Linked DNA regions of Homo sapiens: regions 1 and 2 are each linked to region 3. A link is a contact called in ENCODE Hi-C or POLR2A ChIA-PET data. All regions are on one chromosome and are shown on one strand. The core of a region is the stretch at or near the end of the contact, and the rest is flanking DNA. Distances in the headings are between cores, read along the strand shown. Region 1 holds the start of LINC02828 (long intergenic non-protein coding RNA 2828). Region 2 holds the start of KIAA0319. Region 3 overlaps LOC102724765 (a long non-coding RNA gene).

Region 1 (3,415 bases), core at 866-3,365, 280 kb before region 3:
GAAATGGGTCTGGGTAGGGAAGAGGACTGTTGCTTTTTTATTGAGTGAAAGTAGCCAGACACAAAAATTTAGTGTTATATTTTCTACAATGTACATGATAAACATACTAAAAGAAAAGACAAGATGGGTCAGATTACAGAGGGCCTTATAAAAGACCAGGCATGGAAATTTAGAGTTGATTAAGGCCTGAAAATGGCACTGGCAATGGTGATAAAAGGATGAATTTAAACACTTAATAGAAAAAATCTAGAAAGTAAAATATCTGGATAGAAAATGATAGAGGTAAGTGAAGAGGACACCCAAGTTTTGGTGCGAGTAACTGTTACGGACTGAATTGTGCCTCCCCAAAATTCATATATTGAAATCCTAATCCCTAGTATGCTTCAGAATGTGCCTGTATTTAGAGATAAGACCTTTAAAGAGATGATTAAGGTTAAAAAATTATTAGAGAGGTGAAAAAGTTATTAGAGTGGTCTCCAATCCAATATGATTAATGTCCTTATAAGAAAAGGGAGAGAAACCAGAAATACATGCACAAAAGAAAGGCCATTGCTGGGTACAGTGGTGCATGCCTGTAATCCCAACAACTTGAGAAGCTAAAGCAGGAGCATTGCTTGAGCTCGGGAGTCTGAGGCAGCAGAATGAGACCCTGCCTCTGGTGCAAAAAATAAAATAAAATAAAAGCCATGTGAGGACCCACCAAGAAGATGGCCATCTGCAAGCCAAGGAGAGAGAGTTCAGGAGAAACCAAACCTGCCAGAATCTTGATCTTGGACTTCTGACCCAGAGAACTGTGAGAAAATAAATTTCTGTTGTTTTAGCTATCCAGTCTGTGGTGTTTTGTTATGGCAGCCTGAGCAGACTAAGACAGTGACTAAGAAAGTGACCATGCCATGACCACAGGCAGGAAAGTGGGAAAGGGAGCTAGTTTGAGAAGGGAGGTGATTTTGAATTGCAGCACCAGCCAGGCATAGTGGTTCATGCCTATAACCCCAGCACTTTGGAAAGCCAAGCCTAGAGCCCAGCCATGGGAGGTTTGCCTGAACCCAGGAGTTCAAGACCAGCCTGGGCAATATAGTGAGATGCCATCTCTACAAAAAACTCATAAATTATCTGGGCATGGTGGCTTGCATCTGTAGTCCCAGCTACTTGGGAAGCTGAGGCAGAAGGATTGCTTGAGCCCAGGAGCTTCAGGCTACAGTTATCTATCACAGCAGCACTGCACTCCAGTCTGGGTGACAGACTGAGACCTCATCTCAAAAATAAATATGTAAATAAGGCCAGGCATGGTGGCTCATGGCTGTAATCCCAGCACTTTGGCAGGCCAAGGCAGGCAGATTACTTTAGGTCAGGAGTTCAAGACTAGCTTGGCCAACATGGCAAAACCCCATCTCTACTAAAAATACAAAAAAATTAGCTTGGTGTGGTGGTGCACGCCTGTAATCCCAGCTACTCAGGAGACTGAGGTGGGAGGATCATTTGAGCCTGGGAGGCAGAGGTTGCAGTGAGCTGATATCTGACCACTGCCCTCCAGCCTGGGCTACAGTGTGAGACTCTGTCTCAAAAAATAAAAAATTAAAATAAATAAATAAATACATATATACATAAAATAAAATTTAAAATTGCAGCCCCAGTGAAATATGGCGGCTCACGCCTGTAATCCCAGCACTTTGGAAGGCCAAGGAGGGCAGATTACCTGCAGTCAGGAGTTCGAGACCACCTGGCCAACATGGTAAAACCCCATCTCTACTAAAAATACAAAAATTAGCCAGGCATGGTGGCACATGCCTGTAATTCCAGCTACTCGGGAGGCTGAGGAAGGAGAATTGCTTGAACCTGGGAGGCAGAGGTTGCAGTGAGCTGAGACAGAGCCACTGCACTCCAGCCTGGGAAACAGAGCAAGACTCCATCTCAAAAAAAAAAAAAAAAAAGAAAAGAAAGAAAGAAAGAAAGAAAAGAAAAAGAAAACAGAACAGGCCTTTTTAACCGCAGAGGTAATGGCTACAGGGAAGATAATGTGACTTTGGAGTGAAAGGATAGAGAGAATAGGGAGCAAGGGAATACGTAGCAAAGGAATGGCAAGAGAAATAAAAGGCAATAAAAAGGGAAGGAACTGCTAGCAAATAGGACAGAAGCCAAGGAAGCCGAACATTTGAGGTATGAGAAATCTTTTTTTTTTCTTTTTAATGCTGTAGAGAGAAACAGAGAAAGAAAAACCAGAAAAGAATAATGGATTTAACTAAAAAGAGGTCTTTGTTGACCTTTTAGAAAACAGTTTCAGTGTTGCTGGGAGGATGGAAACCGCATTGCCAAGTATGCAGTAGATGAGATTGTGGATAGAGAACAAATGCAACCCCAAGGCATTTACCATCCATTTAAGAGCTTAGGTAGCCCACAGAAAGTGTGCTGGGGGCTGGGCATGACTATCCACGGAGACCTGTTGTAGCGTTGAAGGTAAATGGGGAAGGAACCAATGAAGTGGGAGAATAAAGGAAGACCAAGTAGAAGTGAAGTCCTCTGAAGGTTTGCCTAGGATGGTTGGGAACACCTTAGATGAATTTATTTTAGAAAGGAGGGGGATAAGACTCCCAGAGAGGGAGGAGGCAAGGTGGAGAGATGGCGTACCAATACACAGAAGTAGAAATTAGAATAATTGTAGGAGCTTGAGACTTGGTAGTGGCATACACAAGAAATTCATTGAATGTGAAGTAAGGGAATGGAAGGAAAGCTTGAGGAGAGAAAGAAAACCCATTGGTAAGATTATGAATTTCATACAGGCAAAAATTCATAAGAATTTCATACGAATTCGGTAAAAGATACCAAGCAATAGTAATACTTATTCACTAACAAAAGCTCAAGCATCTGTAAAACAAAAGAAATAACAAAGAACTAAAGACAATCTGGGCCGTTTACGAAATCCATGTGTGTGACCTTAAAGAAGCTCTTTCCCGAATCATTTTCTGTTGTTGCATTGCTGTTTCCAGAGTTCTGGAATTCTATGCCACAAGCTGAACATTAAGGTCATTGATATCATCTGAAGCCAGGAAGAGTCTCTGCTAGGAAGACTTTTAGCACAAAATCAACTATTCTCTGCTCCAAGTAAAATGTCTAAACTGTCTGCAAAGGCAAATGGCTAAAAGCTTTGACAGGAATACTTCGTTAAGTGAGATTAGTCATGACCTCTTAGTAATATAAGCCTGAAGAAAGAAATGAAAGTTGGAAGTAAAGATATGAGTCATGCTGCAACTTGGTAGCTGGCATTCATTCAGGAGCTCAACAATGTCAGCAGATCTTAGGCTCCTTCCTTCTGCTCTGCCAGTCCTTATTCTTGTTAACTCATAAATTCAAAATGGCTGCCACAGCTCCCAACATCACAGTTCAAAGGCAGAAAACAGGGTAGTCAGGGTAAAAGTCT
Region 2 (3,801 bases), core at 1,066-3,565, 370 kb before region 3:
GAGCCTTAGAGGGTTTAGAGAATTTGCCAAATGTGAGACAGCCACTAAGTGGCAGAGCCACGCCCAAACCCACACCCTCTGACCTGGCAATCTGCAGCACTCCGTTCCAGAAACGGGCATACCTGGCTCTACATACAGCAGTGCCTCAATAACATAGTTTCATTCAACGTTGGTGACAAAAAAATTCCTGGCCAGGGCCACTGTCTATGTGGAGTCTGCTCATTCTCCTCATGTCTGCGTGGGTTTTCTCTGGGCTTCGGTTTCCTTCACATCCCAAAGCTGTGCATATGTCTACATGGTCCCCGTCTGAGTGAGTGGGTGTGTCTGTGAAAGTGCACCCTGTGATGGGATAGCTTCCTGGACAGGGGAGAGGGGGGGGTTCCCACTCTGAACCAGGGAGACTCTGGCTACCCATGACCTTGAACTGTAATAATTGGGTAAATAATGATCTTGTTTTTACTAATCCTTCTTAACTGTATGTATAGATCCCATTTATTTCTATGTTTAATATTAGAAGTGTTGTGGTCTTTATTTAGAAGTTTGGTGATTTTTTTATGACCAGAAATATGCTGTAGGAACTTAACTCTTGTTTATATCAATTAGCCTGTGGTAAAATTGGTTTCCTTATACCTCGTTGTGCTTAAAGGTTCACAGTTTCCAAGAACGTATCAAGAATGTTAAGTGAGGACTTACTGTATTTATTTAAAGAGAATGCTTCCTATCTATTGGCTAGGGAAAAAAAAAAAGTCAAGAAAATTTAACAGCAACTCTATTCTTTTACATTCATACATTACCAAAGCTCTCTTTTGGCTATTTTTAATTCATAAAGATTTTGGCTGAATTATTTTCATTATTTCGAAACAAAAATTAAGTTCTTGCCTCGGCATTTTGCATTACAAATGCAAATGCATTACAAATGGTTAATACAAATAAATCAGAGTACTTAGGTAATATGTTTACATTTCCCTTTTTCAAATTACAGAGGAATTCACCTTTCTCTGTGACTCCTACGTCTATAACTGAACTGACACCTCCAGTTTTCCTCATCTGAATTAAAAATAATACTAAAAAAAGCACAAAATAAAAGTTTAGATTTGGCATAACTTTAGTAGTCTCTACAATTGTGGTCTTCTTATAATAAATTGAAGCATTTGGAAAGTGAGCATGTATTTCAGGAATAAAGAAATAAATACCAACATTTACTTCCAAAATTCTTGTGTGTGGGGGGGAACATTGTCTACAATTTATTTTTTCTGTTACTATCAAAAACATCATTCAACTTTTCAATTCAAGCAGTGGAAAAAATACTAACATTTCACCGACAAACAAAAATGTTTTGATGAACAAACCAGCAATAAAAGTGCACATGAGTATGTATATCATATTTTTCCTCCTTGTATTTAATTAACAAATGACCTTAAGATGATAACTCTCAAAATTTCAGGTTTATCCTCCCGATTAATTTGTGACATTCCTTGGAGGGAATTCAAAGGGAAGAAGAGAAAGATTTTAAGCTTCAGGTTATGGTAAGGAACAGAGACAAAATGCATTTAGCAAATAATAGGAAAGATCACATAAATAGTTCTGAATGAAGTTTAAAGAAAACGATTCCTTACTTCTAAAAAAATGCAATTCGTGAGGTTGGGAAAAGACACTCAAATTTCCCCGACTCCACCCTACTAGTCAACAATCAGTGCAGCAATCAAAAAATGCCCTTTCCTGAATGCCCAGAAGAATCTTAAGAAACTCACCTTCTGAACTCAGGGCGTCTCGATTCTACTTTTGTTGGGTATTGGCCTGCCTACTGGCTGCCCTCTTTCCTATTTCTCGGCCAGGCGCTCTGGGAAGTAGATACCGTACCTGTGGTCACTGCTGGCGACACTGAAGCTCGCCCCATGCGTTGCTGCTGGCCCTGAGCATCACTCGCCGTCCCACTTGTTCCTCCTCGTCGTCATCGCAGGTCTTACACACACACACACACACACACACACACACACACACACACACACACACGTTCACACCCTCGCGCGCGCACCTGCTGTTAAGAGGTACAGCCCCACCCCAGCAAAATCCTCGCTTCCTCTTCCCCGGGACGTAGCCCCAGAGGAGCGAATCTGGACCAAGCCCAAGACAGGCTGAAGCTACTGCTGCGCTCTCACCTCCGGCAGTGACAGCGAGCGCCGCCGCCGCTCTGCGCGGGGCCAGCCAGGCCCGCCGAGGGCAGCACAGGTGGAGCAAGGTTGCACCCCCGGGGGATCCCCGCCCACCGCCCGCGGCAGCTTCTGCAGGCTCGGGGAAAGCGCGCGCCAGTGATTCAGCGCCTTTCCGCCGCCGCGGTTACCACGGCGACGCGCGCGCACGCGCACACACGCCCTCAGGGATGTGGGGCGCGGCAGCCGCCCCTGCCCAGCTCCCCTGCTCAGCTCCCCTGCTCAGCTCCCCGGTTGCGCTCTAAGTACCCGCACCGGGGCGACACACTCCCACCCCGCAGGGGACCAAGCAAAAGTCTTTCGTGAACCTGAGCGGCCTTCATACCCTACCTGCTTTCCTTCACCAAGCCCTTCCCTGTCACCGTGGCCCTAAACAGTCTGGGGGATGAACACTCCTTCCAAATAAACACCCGGGCCAGGGTGGCTCAAGGGAGCCGTGGGTGCACTGCCTGGGTCAAACACCCTTCGCGAATGTGTCCCCCAGCTTGTCCCCAGCTTGTGTCACCCCAGCTACACAAGTTCCATTCTTCCAGTGGGAGTCTCTTTGGCCCCTACTCTGTAATTATCTTTCTATTTTGAGCAGGTGCTTTCTGACTGAGACTGGGAACCTGTGCTAGGAGGGGCTCCCATCACCTCCAGGCCTTGCAGGTTAACTGGATGCCCAGTATAGTTTGACATTTGCATCTTGAGGAACGTGATAATCTAAACCACAGAAAACTTGGGTGGAAGACTCTTGCATTTTTACTGTTTTAATAAAGATGCGAAAGCATCTAGGGATAATATCATGAGCAGAAAAGGTAGCCAGGGCATTCCTCGCACATCTCATTACTAGGAGGTATAAGTGCAGTGCTTAGGGCTGAGTCACACACTGTTGATGAATAAGCTTCTTGGCTACTCGTATTTACCGAAGAGCCTCAGACAAGTTACCTAATCTAGATAAACCTGTTTCCTCAATTATAAAATGAAGATAATAGCATTCATATAGGATGATTCTGGGAATCAAATAAGATAATGCACATTTAAAGAGTAAAAACCAGCTGGGTGCGGTGGCTCACGCCTGTAATCCTAGCACTTTGGCAGGCCGAGGCGGGCGGATCACGAGGTCAGGAGATCGAGACCATTCTGGCTAACACGGTGAAACCCCCGTCTCTACTAAAAATACAAAAAATTAACCGGGAGTGGTGGCCCGCGCCTGTAGTTCCAGCTACTTGAGAGGCTGAGGCAGGAGAATCGCTTGAATCCAGGAGGCGGAGGTTGCAGTGAGCCGAGATCGTGCCACTGCACTCCAGCCTGGGCGACAGAGCAAGACTCCGTCTCAAAATAAATAAATAAATAAATAAATAAATAAATAAATAAATAAATAAATAAATAAAAACTAAAGAGTAAAAACCTGTCCAGGACTCAAAGAGTGAAAATCAGCTTGGACTTGGAAAAGTTAGTACTGCCAATGATCAATGATCAGGCTGAGAGGACAAAGTCAGAAGCAAAATTAACAGGCAATGTTGTTTCCTCTGAAGTCACGCAGCAGGTACAAAACAACACAACTCCTTGTGTTCCATTTTTGAATGACTACTACTTTCTACCTTTGCTT
Region 3 (3,783 bases), core at 727-3,226:
TTATTCCTTCCAAAGTACATTTCTTTACCTTTTCATGGAGGTTTGGTAGGATACTTACATATTGTAGAGGGAGGTGGAGAAAATACTCATATATTGTAGAGGGAGGTGGAGAAGGAGGAGGAGGTCTTTCATGGACCTACAGAAAATGAAGTTAATCATGGTTGGAAAGCCTCCCCTTAAAAACGCAGGTTTTTTGGTTTTTTTTTTTTTTTTTTTTTTTTTTTTAAGGAGTCTTACTCTGTCACCTAGGCTGGAGTGCAATGGCATGATCTCGGCTCACTGCAACCTCCACCTCCTGGGTTCAAGCCATTCTCCTGCCTCAGCTTCCGGAGTAGCTGGGACTACAGGCAGGCGCCATCATGCCTAGCTAATTTTTTTGTATTTTTAGTAGACACGGGGGTTTCACTATGTTGGCCAGGCTGGTCTCGAACTCCTGACCTTAGGTGATTCACCCGCCTCGGGCTCCCAAAGTGCTGGGATTAAGGCATAAGCCACCACTCCCCGTCCTAAAAATGCAGTTCTAAAAATGAATAAAAAATAACAATTCATTCCAGTAGTTCCTGAGGCCCAGGGCATCAACAAGAGATCAGAACTATATGGAATAAGCCCACAATGTTGAAAAATTTAGGCTGAATGGAAGCTGGATCCCTGAAGCTAATCTCAGCGATTTAAAGTAGAGAATAAGGATGGAATGCATCCCCTCCATTAGTCTTGAAGTGAAACCACAGGAACTCTATTCATGAGAAGTAAAATTAGCTGTATGTTCAGTTTTCATGACATTTGTTACTGCACTTAAGCATTCCACAGCATGACTTAATTGCTGCTGAAACACCTAAGAGGAAAGAGAAGGAAGGAAAATGAAATGTTTGATCTTTGAATGACAAAATAGTCACGAATCTGGGAACATTAAGTAACTAGAGATGGAGTTAGCGTCACAAGCAACACACAACAAAAGTCTTGTGTCTGGCGATAATAAAGTTCCCTTAACTGATTCATCACTTCTTCCCTTGCTATAATTATGAACATTCTTCAAAAAAGTTCTGACATTAAAATTTCAAACTCTTGTTACTTCTGCTTTTCTATCTCATAATTAGAAAAATTTATTAATTCCAATTTTAGTTCTGGGTTTCTAAAAATTTCCAGGAATAAAACCTAGGGAGAAAGATCCTCTCATTGTATATATCTTCTAGGGGATTCACATTCTGGGTGCTTCACTTAGACATGGTAAGTTGATAACATAGGGAAACAAAAGATCTAAAGAAAGTAGCCAGCCTCTCCCAGAGATTGCAAACCAGCATGCAGCCAGCTGGCAGACACTTTGTGGGGAGGTAGGGACTGGAACAGTGTTAAAAGAAGTGGCACCGGCACGGTGGCTCACGCCTGTAATCCCAGCACTTTGGGAGGCTGAGACGGGTGGATCACCTGAGGTCAGGAGTTCAAGACCAGCCTGGCCAACATGGTGAAACCCCATCTCTACTAAAAATACAAAAATTAGCCAGGTAATCCCCGTTACTTGGGAGGCTGAGGCACGAAAATCACTTGAACCCAGGAGGCAAAGGTTGCACTGAACTGAGATTGCGCCACTGCACTCCAGCCTGGGTGACAGACTCTGTCTCAAAAGAAAAATGGCATAAATGCCATTTAGGCAGAGCAAAAGCTCGGTTGTTTGCCACAGTCCTCCCCCATTTTTACTGTCTTACATCTAGATCGCCTGCTTTTTTCTGTTGCCTGCTTACAGGCTTTGAGTTCGCAGTTTATGCACACATTTGCTGATGCTCCCCAGATTTTCTTACTTTTGGTATGTATTCAAATCAACCCATTTCTTTAAGACTTAATTCAGGTGTCCCCTCTTCCACAAAGTCCTTCCGGCCCTCTGGTCTCACCTGGCCACGCCTATCACCCCTATTCAGTGCCCTTCAGTTTTAGTTCTTACTTGTTCTCTAATTTGTTCAGGAGTAACCAAGTGGTAAACGCCCAGAGGGCCAGGTTGTGATTCACTGTTCTTGTATTTTGACCCAGGAGAGTGGTAGCTGCGGTGTGGGAGCTCAGGTTAGCTCACAACAGTTTTTTGACAGATGGGAATGCAGGAATCAGCAAAGTGAGGGAGTGTGGACCCTGGCACAGCCCAGTGGGCTTGCATTGGTTTCAAAAGGAAAATGAAAAGTTCTGTAAAGTCTTCAGGACACCTATGACAGAAATATTCTCTTGGAAGTTCAACATTGATATTTTGGTTCTTAGTAGAATAGTTAAAACACGTTTCTGCTTAAAATCTCTAAGTACTGAGGGATGACAACAGGTAGGATGAACATAGAAATACAAGCAATTTCGTAATATCACCTAGGAAAGCCATAGCATTGAGCTTAAGTATTTGGTGACTGTATCAGTTTCCTGTGACTGCTCTTACCTCCTTGCTTATTTCAAAGTCTGAAGGGTTTCATGTTGGGTTTAGAAAAGCTGTAGAGCGGCGCCACCTGATGGTTACTACCCAGAGTGCCTGAACTGACCTTGCAATTTCAAACGCAGTATCTTGGCTAGCTCAGAAGACTTCTTCCTAATGCTTTACATGAAAAGAGCAAACTGAAATACGTTCCTCTTGGAAAATCAGAAACATAAAGAAAATGTTTTAAATTTTGACAGAAGCAAACCCACTCATATACAGAATAATCTACCACCAAAAAAGAGTTTGTATATGATATTCATTGAATACTATTAGATTTCAAATAGGTAATAAATAAGATTTTATTATCCAGTTTTTCTTTCTCCATTTTTTAAAAGCAGATGTTTTTTCTATATAGAACGCTCCTTAACCAATTGTTTGATTATACCCCTCACCCCTTCCAACAAACACAATGTATTTATTTATTAAAAAAATTTATCACTTGCCCTGTAGAATTTTCCACATTTTGGTTTGCGCGAATTGCTTCCTCCAATATGTTTAACTTGTTTGTATTCCTTACATTTCCTATAAACTAGTAGTAAGATCTCGATTAGATTTTATTAAATCCCAGTTCTATTTTTGGCAAGATAATAGGTGATACTCTATGATGCTATATTAATCAAATCCTGAAGCACGTGCCTAGCTGTCCTACTTATCATGATATTAAGATTGATTTGTGGGTAGAGGTAATGTCAGTTGGAATCCTCTATTATAAAGTTCCCCAATAACTTTTCATTGAGAGTTTGGATATCTATTGATGATCATTGTCTCCATCCATTGTTTCATGAGGACTGCAAAATAGTGATGGTATAAGTTTTATTGTTACTCATATACCTATTAGCTGGGATTTTCTCATCATCTATTTAGTTAGCTTGAAATACAGTTCAAACAGAAAAGAAAGAACAAATATGTGATCAATCTCTTTAAAATATATATTTAGAATAACAAAATAGTGTCCGGCAACCTTCAAAGGTGAGCAGTGATGTTTTGTGTTTCATTAGGAATTCATAGATTTTTATATTTGATGTATTTTAATCTATTGCAAGCATTATTCTTGTTGATGCCCAGATGGTCCCACATTTGACAAATGCATATGTTTTTAACATAAATACTCTAATATGTGGCATAGTTGTTAAGAAAGCAGGCATACTGTAATGTTCTCAGGAGAAATTATTACCACTCTCAAGGAAGGCGATTTAGCAATATGTATTAGGAGCCTTAAAAAACGTATGCCCTTTGATTTATACTCTAGGATCAAACATAAAGCAGCCTTTTCTATGAAAATAATCAGGAACATAGCTAATAATTGTATAAAGATATTAATTCTAGTGAAAAGTTAGAAAGAG

The links. A loop is a pair of places that touch in the nucleus more often than their neighbours do. ChIA-PET counts read pairs that join two places held with the same protein, here RNA polymerase II (POLR2A). Pooled maps may share reads with other maps.
Region 1: a loop to region 3 is called in a pooled map, with 2.8 times the contacts of the local background. The contact joins the promoter of LINC02828 here to the enhancer-like site in region 3. A Hi-C loop is called at or near these places in 7 of 50 pooled maps. POLR2A ChIA-PET finds 5 or more read pairs at or near these places in 5 of 52 experiments (HCT116, MCF 10A, activated B cell and 2 more).
Region 2: a loop to region 3 is called in a pooled map, with 3 times the contacts of the local background. The contact joins the promoter of KIAA0319 here to the enhancer-like site in region 3. A Hi-C loop is called at or near these places in 5 of 50 pooled maps.

Annotation. Positions count from the first base shown.
Region 1 is chr6:24,740,190-24,743,604 of GRCh38, forward strand. LINC02828 (long intergenic non-protein coding RNA 2828) reads left to right here and starts at 2,116. Exons shown (of 3, transcript NR_183315.1): 1 at 2,116-2,157. RefSeq lists an enhancer at 3,336-3,415.
Region 2 is chr6:24,643,876-24,647,676 of GRCh38, forward strand. It overlaps KIAA0319, which reads right to left and starts at 2,316. Exons shown (of 21, transcript NM_014809.4): 1 at 1,861-2,316. RefSeq lists a silencer at 2,161-2,370.
Region 3 is chr6:25,015,700-25,019,482 of GRCh38, forward strand. The region is part of intron 1 of LOC102724765 (a long non-coding RNA gene); the gene reads right to left. It also overlaps a transcript of RIPOR2 not described here. Among named protein-coding and RNA genes, the nearest start is that of RIPOR2, 82 kb to the left of the region's middle. Within about 2 kb of position 1,977, at least 11 of the 41 ENCODE cell types and tissues checked have a DNase peak (open chromatin) inside an H3K27ac peak, as active enhancers do.